Regions from separate parts of the Homo sapiens genome. Here region 2 is linked to region 1. The links are chromatin contacts, found by Hi-C or POLR2A ChIA-PET in ENCODE. All regions are on one chromosome and are shown on one strand. Each heading gives the region's core, a stretch centred on a gene start or an enhancer-like site at or near the end of the contact. The rest is flanking DNA. Distances are from core to core; before and after follow the strand shown. Region 1 overlaps LINC02574 (long intergenic non-protein coding RNA 2574). Region 2 overlaps THEMIS2 (thymocyte selection associated family member 2).

Evidence for each region. Hi-C counts contacts between places; a loop is a spot of excess contacts on that map. ChIA-PET counts read pairs that join two places held with the same protein, here RNA polymerase II (POLR2A). Pooled maps may share reads with other maps.
Region 2: a pooled map shows a loop between it and region 1 (3-fold over the local background). The contact joins two enhancer-like sites. A Hi-C loop is called at or near these places in 3 of 50 pooled maps. POLR2A ChIA-PET finds 5 or more read pairs at or near these places in 3 of 52 experiments (GM10248, activated CD4-positive, alpha-beta T cell and activated T-cell).

Annotation. Positions count from the first base shown.
Region 1 is chr1:27,655,250-27,662,273 of GRCh38, reverse strand. LINC02574 (long intergenic non-protein coding RNA 2574) reads left to right here. Exons shown (of 2, transcript NR_151722.1): 2 at 1,552-1,946. Among named protein-coding and RNA genes, the nearest start is that of LINC02574, 4.0 kb to the left of the region's middle. RefSeq lists a silencer at 2,189-2,428 and an enhancer at 2,538-3,038. Within about 2 kb of position 2,978, at least 31 of the 41 ENCODE cell types and tissues checked have a DNase peak (open chromatin) inside an H3K27ac peak, as active enhancers do.
Region 2 is chr1:27,883,058-27,888,521 of GRCh38, reverse strand. THEMIS2 (thymocyte selection associated family member 2) reads right to left here. Exons shown (of 6, transcript NM_001105556.3): 5 at 3,071-3,227; 6 at 1,847-2,655. The coding sequence ends at 2,600. Among named protein-coding and RNA genes, the nearest start is that of THEMIS2, 13 kb to the right of the region's middle. RefSeq lists enhancers at 3,628-3,677, 4,878-4,927. Within about 2 kb of position 3,666, at least 16 of the 41 ENCODE cell types and tissues checked have a DNase peak (open chromatin) inside an H3K27ac peak, as active enhancers do.

The sequences.
Region 1 (7,024 bases), core at 1,729-4,228:
CTCAAGTGATCCTCCCACCTTAGCCTCCCAATTGGGACCACAGGCATGGACCACCACATCCAGCTAGTTTTTTTTTTTTTTTTTTTTTTTTAGATGGAGTTTCGCTCTGTCACCCAGGCTGGAGGGCAATGGTGCAATGGTGCGATCTCGGCTCACTGCAACCTCCACCTCCCGGGTTCAAGCGAGTCTCCTGCCTCAGCCTCCCGAGTAGCTGGGATTACTGGTGCGTGCCACCATGCCCGGCTAATATTTGTATGTTTAGTAGCTACGGGGTTTCGCCATGTTGGCCAGGCTGGTCTTGAACTCCTGACTTTAGGTGATCTGCCTGCCTCAGCCTGACCACAAATTCTTGATGAACCAGTAGAGCTTGCCTCCCAGCACCCACAGCTACCAGGGCACAGCGTGGTTTAACTGCTCCAGGTTCTGATCTGCAGAAGGGGTAGGGGTCTTCACTCAGCCATGATCACTATCCTTGGAACCCACCAAACTAAGCCCATTTCTCCTTCAGTCTTTCACACTTGGGCCAAAGACACCTCCAGGCATGCCGGTGCCTAGGCCAGACACCTTCCCAAAGGCTTTTCCCCCTAACTTTTCAGTGATGGCTCCTTCTGCACTCTTTGGTCTTCACTCAAATGTCACCTCCTCAGAGAAGCCCTCCCTGACCACCTACTTTAAAATTGCCTCCTTGTTTCTCTCTACCATAGTAATTGCCAACTTGTCTGCCCCTTGGAATCATCTGAGAGCTTAAAATTGTATGGATACCTGTGTCTCACTCACGGTGTGGGAACAGCTTGCTCTCCATGTCACTCTTTTAATTTTCTGTATAAAGCCAGTAAAGACATAGAGTCTTGGTGACTCCAAGAAGTAGGCCCGGGTACCCAACCCCAAGTACCCAAGTCCCAGTCCTCAGCCTCAGAGCCCAGCTCCAAACACCCAGGTCCAAAGTTTTACATATATTAACTCTTTTCATCCTTACAATAATTCTCTCGGGTGTTCTTAGGATCCGCATTTTACAGATGAAGAGATCAAGGTACAGAGAGGTTAAATAATTTCCCTAAGGCAAGCAGCTAGCAAGTGACAGGACAAGGATTTGAACCCAGAGAGTCTGCCTCTGTAGAACAGTGCCTGGCATCTAGAGGGGCTCAATAAATAATTGTCCAATGAATGAATGACTTAATCTTAACTCCCTCTGCCTCACCCACCCCCATATTCAATCCATCAACCCACCTGCCTGAGGATTGTATCTTCTAATTATTTATTGAATCTGTTCATGTCCCACCCACAGTAGCCTCCCTCTCATCTAGCTTACTACCTTCCATGCTGGAGGGCACCTCCTAGGTGTCCCTGTGTCCACTCTTACTCCCGTATCCACTCCTGTCTATTCTCCACACAGAGGTAGGGAGATTTTAAAACACTAAGTACCCAGTGACTGCCCACAGCACTTAGAAGAAAATTCTATTTCCTTACTATGGCCTCCAAGGTCTTAAATAATTCGCTCCCGTAAACCTCCAGAGCCTCATCTCACTCAGTTTCCTTTCCCTTATTTTCCAGCCTGCTAGCCTCATTGCCTTTGCACAAGCTCTTCCCTCTGCCTGGAACACTTGTTGCTTCAGGAGTCGGCTCGATGTAACTTCTACAGGGACCTGAGCCCCAATCCAAGTTAGACACCTGGTTATTGCAGCAGCCTGTATCTCACCGTCCCAGAATGAATCATGACTGCAATGAAAACGATGGCATGAGCATTTGTTACCATCAGGCTTCCGCCCTAGATTATGAGCTCCCTGAGGACAAGCAGAGGGTTCATCTCTCTTTATAGCTAGAACCCAGCACAGCGCCTGGCACTCAGGAGGCACCCAATTACTTTGGCTGACTGGATAGACATACATACAGACGGACGGATAAATGGCTGGAAGAGGAGTGATTGAAAAAATACATTTTAAAATGCCCTGGCTGCATTTCTTAGAGCAGTTATAATGCGCGCAATTCACACGGGAATTATTTTCACCCTTTGAGGGTCCGCACCCACCGGTGCCCCAGTCGCCTTTCCCAGGCAAGGCCACTGGGCGGGGCATCCGGGGCCGTCGGAGTGACGTAACAGCGGGGCGCGTCCGGAGCCGGCCCTCACTTCCTGATTGGCAAGCGCGGTGGCCACACCCACCGCCGCAGCCGTCGGAGTAGAGATGGTGGCAGCGATGGGCGGAGGGGGAGGCCCGGCGTTCGCGCAGACGGCGGTGGGGCGGTGGGGCGGTGGGGCGGTGGGGCGGCCGCGCCGGCTTCAGGGCGTCGGGGTCTCCCGGGGCACGTTCATGAAGCCGGCGAGGTGGAGACTGGGCGCCGAGCGGTTTGCGAGGCTCGCGCGGTTCCGGGGGGCAGTGGGACGGCGGAGGGCTCGTGCGCTGCGGCTGGACCGCTCCCCGCGGCGGGCCGGGCACAGGGTGTGACCGGGCCTCCGGGCGCTCGCTGCAGCGCGTCTATTTCGGTGCCTCTGACCTCAGCGAGGAAAGTCCCAGAAACACAGCCCCACCCTCCCTCTCACCCTCCTTGACACGCTCGCCTCTTCCCCACCACCCCAAACTCAGACCCAGAAGAACTGCGGGAAACTAGGCGCCTGCAGACCTGGTTTCTTAGCCCTAACTCTGTGTGACCCAGAACAGGAGTCCATGACTTGTGGACGTTAGTCCGCTTATCTGTAAAATGAAGCGACACCTGCGTTAGATGATGCGAGGTATGAAGTACCCTGCACTAGGGGTGCTGGTGCTAGGTGCTCCAGGGTTACTAGTTTCTTCCTGATCCTGCCGCTGATGTGCTCTGTGTCTTAGAGCAATTTCACTTAACCTCCGGGGCCAGGCTTCCCCCATCCTAGGATGAGTCAATTGCCTTTCTAGTCCCAGGGTCCTGGGGGCCAGGCCTTCTTGAATCATGGAGTCCGTGGCAAGCTAAGAGCAGGCACCGCCTCCTGGTGTCGGGGCTCTTGCCTTTCTGAGCCCTCACCCTCTTCTTTCCCCATGCTCCCCACCCCCCAGCTCAGGGCCCTCCAGCCTTGTCTCTTGACTTCTCTAAGGTTCCTCTGACAAGTGAGTTTTCTCATCCTCCCTGATGGCTCGAATGAGGTTGTGCCTAAGATGGCTGGGCTCCCCAGAGGCTCTTTGAGGTTTCAGTCTGCTGAGACCTTAAAGGGCATCCCAGGACAACCTTCCTGCATGTTCCTACCAAGGTTGAGTCACTCCCCTGCACAAAACCATTCAGAGGCTCCGTATGGCCCTCAGGCCACTTGGCAAGACCCACAGGCCACAATACCAAGGTCTCTCTTCTCAGCCAAGCCCCCAGGCAGGCTATAGCCAGACTCAACTTTCAGCTGTCTTTCCTCTCTCCCAGTGACACAAACCTCTGCTGGGATCACTTCTTCCCTGAGCCATCCCCTCACACCTTTTACCTGGCTAACTCCTCATCCCTGATCATCATGGAAGAGGATGGATCCTGACCCCTAAGGTGGGTCTCAGTTCAGCTGAGGACTGGTGAGTGACTGCTGACCTCACTCAGCGCAGCCACTCCCCTCCTTGCCTCCTTCCCTCTGCCCACGTTGAACTTTCAGCTGCTTGAAAATACATGTCTCTCTCGCCTCTGAGCCTTTGCACCTGTTTTTCTCTCAGACCTAAACACTCTTCCCTTCCCTATTTAACTTGTATTTATCCTTCAAAAAAAAAAAATCTCAGTTTAGGGCCAGGTGTGGTGGCTCATGCCTGTAATCCCAGCATTTTGGGAAGCCAAAGTGGGCGGATCACCTGAGGTCAGGAGTTCAAGACCAGCCTGGCCAACATGGCAAAACCCCATCTGTACTAAAAATAGCAAAAATTAGCCGAGCATGGTGGCATGCACCTGTAGTCCCAGCTACTCAGGAGGCTGAGGCAGGAGAATCGCTGGAACCCAGGAGGCAGAGGTTGCAGTGAGCCGAGATTGCACTACTGCACTCCAGCCTGGGCGACAGAGCGAGACTCCGTCTCAAAAAAAAAAAAAAAAAAAAAAAAAAAAAAAAATCAGTTTAGAAGTCAGTTTCTCTATGGGTTGGAGGCTGGAGTTCATGACCAGCCTCTGCAATATAGAACACATACTGTCTTGGCAGTATTTAATGTCTCCCCATTAGAATGTAAGTTATCGGTTGGCAGTGGTGGTGGCTCACACCTGTAATCCCAGCACTTTGGGAGGCCAAGGTGAGATGATTGCTTGAGGCTAGGAGTTCAAGACCACCCCGAGCAACATAGCAAGACCCCATTTCTACTAAAAAAAAATTTTTTTTTTTTGAGATGGAGTTTCACTCTTGTTGCCCAGGCTGGAGTGCAATGGCGTGGTCTCATCTCACTGCAACCTCCACCTCCCGGGTTCAAGCAATTCTTCTGCCTCAGCCTCCCAAGTAGCTGGGATTACAGGCATGCACCACCATGCCTGGCTAATTTTGTATTTTTTTTAGTAGAGATGGGGTTTCTCCATGTTGGTCAGGCTGGTCTCGAACTCCTGACCTCAGGTGATCCACCCGCCTCAGCCTCCTGAAGTGCTGGGACTACAGGCATGAGCCACCATGCCTGGCCTCTACTAAAAATTTTTTAAAATTAGCTGAGCATACCTGGCATGTACCTGTAGTTCCAGCTAATCGGGAGGCTGAGGCATGAGCATCACTTCTGCATAGGAGGTTGAGGCTGCAGTTAAGCTTAAGATCAAGCCATTGCACTCCAGCCTGGGCAACAGAGCAAGACCCTGTCTAAAAAAAAAAAGAGAAGAGAAGAGAAGGGAGGGAAGGGGAGGGGGCGGAGAGGAGACCGAGTGTGGTGGCTCACACCTGTAATCCCAACACTTTGGGAGGCCGAGGCGGGTGGATCACCTGAGGTCAGGAGTTCAAGACCAGCCTGGCCAACATGGCAAAACCCCATCTTTACTAAAAAAATACAAAACTTAGCCAGTCGTGGTGGTGGGCGCCTGTAATCCCAGCTACTTGGGAGGCTGAGGCAGGAGAATCATTTGAACCTGGGAGACGGAGGTTGCAGTGAGCCGAGATCGCGCCATTGCACTTCAGCCTGGGCAACAAGAGGGAAACTCCGTCTCAAAAAAAAAAAAAAAAAAAAAAAAAGATGTAAGTTACAGGAGAGTAAAGATGCCTTGTCACTATATCTCCTAATGACAATGATGGCCACAGGCCCTGGCCCAAAATGGAATCTCAGTAGGAGTTTATTGAATTAATGAGTGAGTGAATCTCTACCCAGTGCTTGTCCAGTCCCTGCTTACATACCTCCAGAGGCAGGGAGCTCACTACTCTTGAAGCAGCCCACTCCGTTTGCAATTAGAAGACCTCTAATTCCTGCCCACCCCCAACCATTGCCGAAGAGATTCCCTGGAGCTGAGGCCCAGAGAGAGTGATTACCTTGCCTGAGGTAGTTGGTGCAGAGCCAAGACCTACTCAACTGTCCTGAGGGCATGTGCAAGCTCACCTAATCCTGAAAGAGCCCCTAGGTGTCAGCACTGGCCAGATCCCCCACAGCCTGTACCCATTTGTAGGCCTGGGACTTGAGCCGCCATCGCAGCCCATTTCCCCTTTGCTCAGGAGCAGCCAACCAGCATCTGCTGAAGACAGGGATAGCAGGTCCCCAGTCTGGGAGCGGGGAAGCTAAGAAGGAAGCACTTTCAGGTAGCACTGGACTTCTGTTGCCCCTTTCAACCCCCATGCCAGCCCTATAAAGCAGGACTTGTCGTTCCCATTTTACAGATGCGCAAACTGAGGTGCTAGTTACCTAAGATAACACAGCAAGATAGTGGCAAAGCCAGGCCTAACTTCAAAGCCTGACCTCTTTCCTCTGCCCCTCAGCTTGGTGCCTCTTGTCTATCTGCCCTACTTCCAGGCCAATTCTTTCCTAAGCCTCATGAGGTCCTGAAGTGTCCTGTGGCTTTTGTTCCCCAAGCTGGGTCCCGCCCACAGTGAGGACTCACCAGCTGTGCTTTGGCAGCAGCTAAGAGCTGGCTGAATAACAGGAGTCATCCCTTCCTTCTGTATTTAGTCACTCCCTAAAACTGCAGGGGACCCCGACCAAATTAGGTAGTGGCCAAGGAGGTGTTTTGGAGAGGCCAAGCCCCTGAAACTAGGCCAGGCCACCTATTTGCTGTATCACTTAGGTCTGTTTCTTTCATGGAGCCTCAACTTACCATCTATAAAGGGGGTGAATTATCCTTTCTCAGGGCCTCTGTGTGCAAGGATTCAGGAAAGCTGCTCTCCTCTCTGCCAGGCCACCTCACCTTTGCACCTTCACCTTGAGGAACAGATCCCCACCCCACCCCCCCCGGCCAGGGTCCTTTTGTTGGCAGAACTCCAGCATAAACTGCACATAACCTGATTGTTAATGGGGGCCACAGATCCGGGGTTGGGGGCCCAGCTCCCCAGCTTCAGCCCTTCCTGGCCTTGGTTCCTGCTGGGGAACAGGCTCTGTCATCATGTCTGCTTCCTCTTCTTTCTGTGGCCTTTGCAGAGCCATTTCCCAGGGGGCTCTGCCTCTCCTGCCTCCTGTCTCCTCCTCTGTCTTCCCACCCTTCTTCCTCACACAGTGTTTATCCGCGCCTACTCTGGGCCTGGCACTTGGCTCATAGAGCTGAATAAGCTCAGGGCCTGTCCTTGCAAAGCTCACAGTTTGATGGGGGAAAATGGACAAGGAAACCAAGTTACAATTTATTCACCCATCCCAAATCCTATTGCCCTCCCTGCCGCTACCCTCACCCCTGCAGTCTGCACTCCACGCAGTAGCCTGAGTGATCCTGTTAAAACGGAGGTCAGAACATGTCACTCTTCTGCTCAACCCCCTCGCCCCCCCCATGGCTCCTGGTGTCAGAGGAAAAGCCAATGTCCTTGCTGTGACCTACAAGGCCCTGCGTGATCTACCTCACTGCCTCCCACTCTCTGCTCTGATCACTCCCTTCCAGCTGCACTGGCCGCCTTGCTGTTTTTCAGCATGCCAGGCGTGCTCCTGCCTCAGGCCTCTGCATTTGCCCT
Region 2 (5,464 bases), core at 2,417-4,916, 230 kb before region 1:
AAAAAAAAGAAACCAGCCTGGCCAACATGGTGAAACCCCGTCTCTACTAAAATACAAAAATTAACTGGGTATGGTACACACCTGTAGTCCCAGCTACTTGGAAGTCTGAGAATCACTTGAACCTGGGAGGCGGAGGTTGCAGTGAGCCGAGATGGTGCCACTGCACTGCAGCCTGGGCCACAGAGAGAGACTTCATCTCAACAAACAAGAGAAAACAGTCACAGGTGTGGCTTTCAAGCCCAGCGTTCGCTGCTGTGAAATTTTTCTCACTGCAGCATTTGGCTACTCAGCCCTTTTTTTTTTTTCTTTTTTTTTTTTTTTTTGAGACGGAGTCTCACTCTTTCGCCAGGCTGGAGTGCAGTGGCGCGATCCTGGCTCACTGCAACTTCCACCTCCCGGGTTCAAGCGATTCTTCTGCCTCAGCCCCCTAAGTAGCTGGGAGTACAGGCACATGCCACCACGCCCAGCTAATTTTTTTGTATTTTTAGTAGAGATGGTGTTTCTCCATGTTGGCCAGGATGATCTTGATCTCTTGACCTCATGATCCACCTGCCTCGGCCTCCCAAAGTGCTGAGATTATAGGTGTGAGCCACTGCACCTGGCCTACTCAGCCCATTTTATAGGAACTGGTAGCCCTCTTTTACCCCTGCTTTTGTGGCTTTGTTACTCATCTTGCTCAATTTTGTGCCAAGAGTAAATGCAAATGTGGAAATGAAAACTATTGGCATTTTGTGCATCACCCTAGCCCCTCCGGATTCTGTGCCAAGGAGGAACTTTCTGTCTGACTTTCTTGCCTGTTGCTTCTCCCTATGGTACTCTCTTCCTCAGGGTCCTCCTTTGCAGCGCAGGTTGACTTCTCTGGAGAAGGGCATGGGAGCTGGTGGGCAGATGAGGATGGGATGTCAGATCCTGGTGACTGGCCCAGCAGCCTGTAGGAGCCACTCAGTAGTCACCTGGAGAACTCCATGCTGGAGTATGGAGGCCTGGAGGCTAAAAAGTGCAGCGAGTCCAGGCAGCCCAGGGAGATGTTAAGCAAAGGAAGGACACACCCAGGGGCGATGCCTAGAAACCAGGAAGTGGGCATCTCACCCTCTTTAGGCTCCCATCTCAGCTGGAGTCTCAGTTCATCTCTTTGTCTGTTTCCTGCCTTTGCTGTCTGTGACCGCATCAGTCCATAAACCAAAGTCCCACTACTTAGAGGAAATGTGGCCTGTGGTCTTGTCTCACTGAACGGGCCTTGACTGCCTCTGAAAACTGGGTTAGTCTCTGCACGGACAAAGGCTTGTATTATCTCCACTAAAGACAGGGAGGCCCACCAACCAGTCAGTATACTCTATCTCCACAGTCTAGGGATATGGTATATTTTTAACACTGGGATGTATTCCGTGACTAGGAAACATTGTGGAGGGGTGGAAAGAGTATAGGCTTTGGAGACAGAACAGCTACACGATCTTGCTCAATAATGATGCATGTTTGTTGAATGTTTACTATGTGCTAGGCACTGTACTAAATGGTTTACAAAGATTATCTCATTTGATCCTTAAAACAGTCAGTCTTCTGGGGTAGTAACTATAGTTTCATCTGACATGTCAAAAAACTGAAACTTAGGTTAAAATAACTTGCTCATAGCCCTGGCTGGTAGGTAGCAAGCTGGGATCCTAACCCAGTCTCATACTTTCCAGGTCCTCACCCTTAACTGCAACTTGTCAGCGTCCTAAGGTACTTGACCATGCAGCCTGTTCCCTAATCTTTAAAATCAGGCATTCTGGAAAGTTGAGGATTTGGATATGGTTTGTAAGTGCCTGGCACGCAGTCAGAATTTAATAAATGATACCGTTCTCATTCATAGAGAAGCTCAGGTGTCATTTTTATTCTATGGTTTTAAAATGAAATAATCTTGGTTAGTCACTTACAACTTTGACGACTTTAACCACCTGATGAAACCTACCAGTTTCTGCAGCCTCAGGTCTCCATAAGGGTCTTCTTAAATTGGCTCCTCCTCATTTCACCACCAGCTTTTGGGGCCCAAGGTCCTAAGGTTGTGTTCTTGAAGCCAAGTTCCCACATTAATCCATGTTAACCACATGTGGTTAAACCCCTGTTTACCATATACAGATCTATCAGGCTTGGTGCTACAGAGATGAGGAAGACAGTCCAGGCCTCCCGGGGGCTTAGAGCTTGGGGGTGAGAGTGGGGGTGGCAGACGTTAACAAAATCTCCCATGCAGTGTGATCAGCATTGGCACTGCGCTGCTGTCACCAAGGTTGATGGCCTCGGATTCCCCTCTGCATCCACCGGTGGGACAGCTGGGGTTGCAGGATTGAGAGGAACCCTGCCAGCTGCTCTGCATCCCAAGGCTCTGAGGCTGAGGGAGTCACGTGCGAGATGTTAGGTCCAAACCAGCCCGCCCTAAGTAGCAAGAATCTAGAACCTGAAGGAAGCTGGTGCAGTGTCCATCAAATCAGTTTCCACAAAGCTACTCCCCGTCTGCAGCTCAGTTTCTGTGAGACTTGCCCGAGGTCTTTTAGAGGCTTAAAATGGTTGGCTGGTGTCGGATTCCCTGAGAAGCAGCAGTTAGGAAGCGTGGTTCCTCCAGCACTTAGATGGTTTTCTGAAATTGCTCAAGTATTTCTTCATAATCATGTTCATCATCATCTGCAAAAGAGTCCGAGTCAATGAGGATCTTTAGCGTTAGGCAAGTTCCTTCCCTTCTGTAGGGCAGTTTCCTCATCTGTGCAGGGAAAGAGGTGGCCTGGATGCCCTACGGTCTTTGCTAGCCTAGAAACCACGATTTGTTCTGTCTCAACACTTTGCAACCCTTTCATTTTCCTGTATGCTGCAGGGAGGGTAGTATGTTGGGGACTGAACTCATTTTCCTTGCCAAAGCCCTAGAGCCCATGGGAAAGACAGTAGGAACCTTTCTACCTGAGCCCACCCCATAGAGGCCTGTCCATCAAACTGGGACCATAGAAGGGTCTGTCCCTGGACAGGGCCACCAGAGGCAAAGGAAGCAGCAAGGTAGGGAGGGGAGACACAAGGACAAGGGTGAGCAGCGCCCACAGGGACTCACCTAGATCCTGCCTTTGGGGCTTAGCGGGCCTGTGGCCCTTCCTGTGGGCAGGAATCTTGCTGTACGTACTGGAGCCATCCTTGATGAACTCTGGCAAGGTCTTCGCCTTGGGTTTGGGCAGCCGAGCGTGTTGCTGCAATCCTAAGACTTGAGAAGACTTTGGGAGAAAAAGCAGAAATCATCAGGGTCTCAAGAAATGGGGAAGCAGAGTCCATGAAAAACGGTCATTCACGTTAAGTGTCACTTCCTCTGCTTCTCTCTCTACTTCCTTTTCAGGCTATGACCTCTCAAGACCCCTGGTGTTTTTGCTACATGCATGTGAAATATTCTCTGGCAAGGGAGAAAGGGATCAGGGTAGAAAATGAGGATAGGGTTGGGGGTTGGAGACAGGGTGTTCCTGGGATTTTCCACTTAGGAATTTGGTCAATGTCCTTTAATTCTCTTGCTGAAGGGGAAAAAAGCAAAGTGGGGATACCGTAAGAAAGGAGCCACAAAGCCTTGTGACGACGCCTGAGCTGAGGTGGCCCAGAAGAAAGAGGACTTCCATTGCGTTCCCCCATGTGCCAGATGCTACATGACGTCTGCTCTTTAATCCTCAAGTTACCCTCTGAGTGGTTTCAATTCCCAGTTTATGTAGGAGAGAAAGTGTGCCTTGTCAAAGGTCACACGGGGATCCACAGCAGGGCCAAGGTTTGGACCCAGAGCCACGCCTGTGACCTGTAGAGGCAGAGGTCTTGGCGCCCCACCACGCTTTACAGAGTGTGCGGCACAGCTCCCTGATCAGCACCAAGATTCCAACGCACAGAGGGGAAAAGTTGTGGTTCCAGGGCGACAGCAGTGACCGGGCCCAGAGTCCCTCCACTGGGAGCCAAGACACGGGCTAAGGTCTGTCGGTTCTGGAAAGTACCCTTTTCAGCACTGGCACAAGGCCTGTGTTTCGGATGTTTCAGTCCAGCCATTGTCAGAAAATGACTTCCCACGCTCACGCCACAGATAAAAGCCCCTGCTGGGGCTGAGACCACTCAGGAGTCATCTTGTAATTTCCACTGCCACCTGCTGCCTACCACACGTGATTAAATACGAGTCACCCAAGATCCCAAAACAAGAGCTGGGGATAGTAAAGGACTTTTGATCTGTCTCATCCCCTCCCGTTCTCAGCAGACCACGGTAGTTAGAAGCTCAGGCTGTGTGGTCAGACCCAATTGCAAGCTCTGGCCCTGCCACTTGTTGGCTGTGTGATCTCAGGTAAACTATTTGACCTCTCTGTGCCTCTCACCTTCTCAACTGTGAAGCAGGACACCGGTGTGTAACTCAGAAGCACTGTGAGAATTGGTTGGGACAAAGCATATCAGGGGCCTGCCACAGAGTAAGCAGGTCACAGAAAGCAGCTGCAGAGGATATCACAGGTCTACTGGTGAGAAAAAGGACGCTCGGAGGAGTACCCAGCACAGGCAGAGTAAGTGAACCGGAACGTAAACTTAGTCTTTCTGACCCCATGCCTGGCTCTCTCCCGCTCATCTGTGATTCTGTTTGGCCCCGTTTAGCAGGTCCTCTCTGGCCTTGGAGCAGGTAAGGTCCCTGCCCCGACAGAACTCTTTTCAGCCAGAGACTCAGGTAGGACTCACTAAAAACAACCTGTCCTGAGCTACGTAGAGCGTGCAGTGGGAGCACAGAAGAGGAGGCAGGACCACCGCTGCTGAGTGAGAAATCCGAGTCCCACCTTGCCTGTGAGCCTGAAGGAGGAAGAACACTGCTGGCAGAAGGCCTGGGTGTGGGGCTCTGGAGCAGGAGTCCCGGCGCCATGAGGGAGCTGCGGGCATTTCTCTCGCTGGAGCGTGGACAGCAGAGTGAGTGGAGGAAGATGGGTCGGGGAGGTGCGACAAGTCAGCTTATAAAGGACCCTGGATGCCATGTTAAGGGGTTTGCATCATCCCATGATGATGGGCAGCCACAGAAGGTTCCAGAAGATGGAGCTGAGGTCCATCAATGACTAAGAAAGGAGTTAGGAGGCCTTTCTGACAGCTTTTGTAAGAGCCTGCTGAAGTAGTTTAGGAGAAAAATGATGAGGCTCGAACTAGGGAGTGAAGGCAGCAGTAGTGGAGAGAGGAAAGCACCATGAACTTGGAGTTAGACTGTCCATGGCCAAGTTCAGTCCTCCCACTTATTAACAGGGACCCTGGGCAAGTCTTAGGGTCTCCAAGTCCTTGTTTTCTCAATCATAAGATACTGATAATCATGCCAACCTCAGGATTAATTGTGAGGTGGAATGAGAATAATGGGTGCAAAGTGTGCAAGTTTATAAACTACAAGTTTACACAGTTGCAAGAGAAACATGACAGGCAGACATGACAAAGAAGCAGTGATCCCAATAGGTGACCCCTCCGTGCCCTCTGG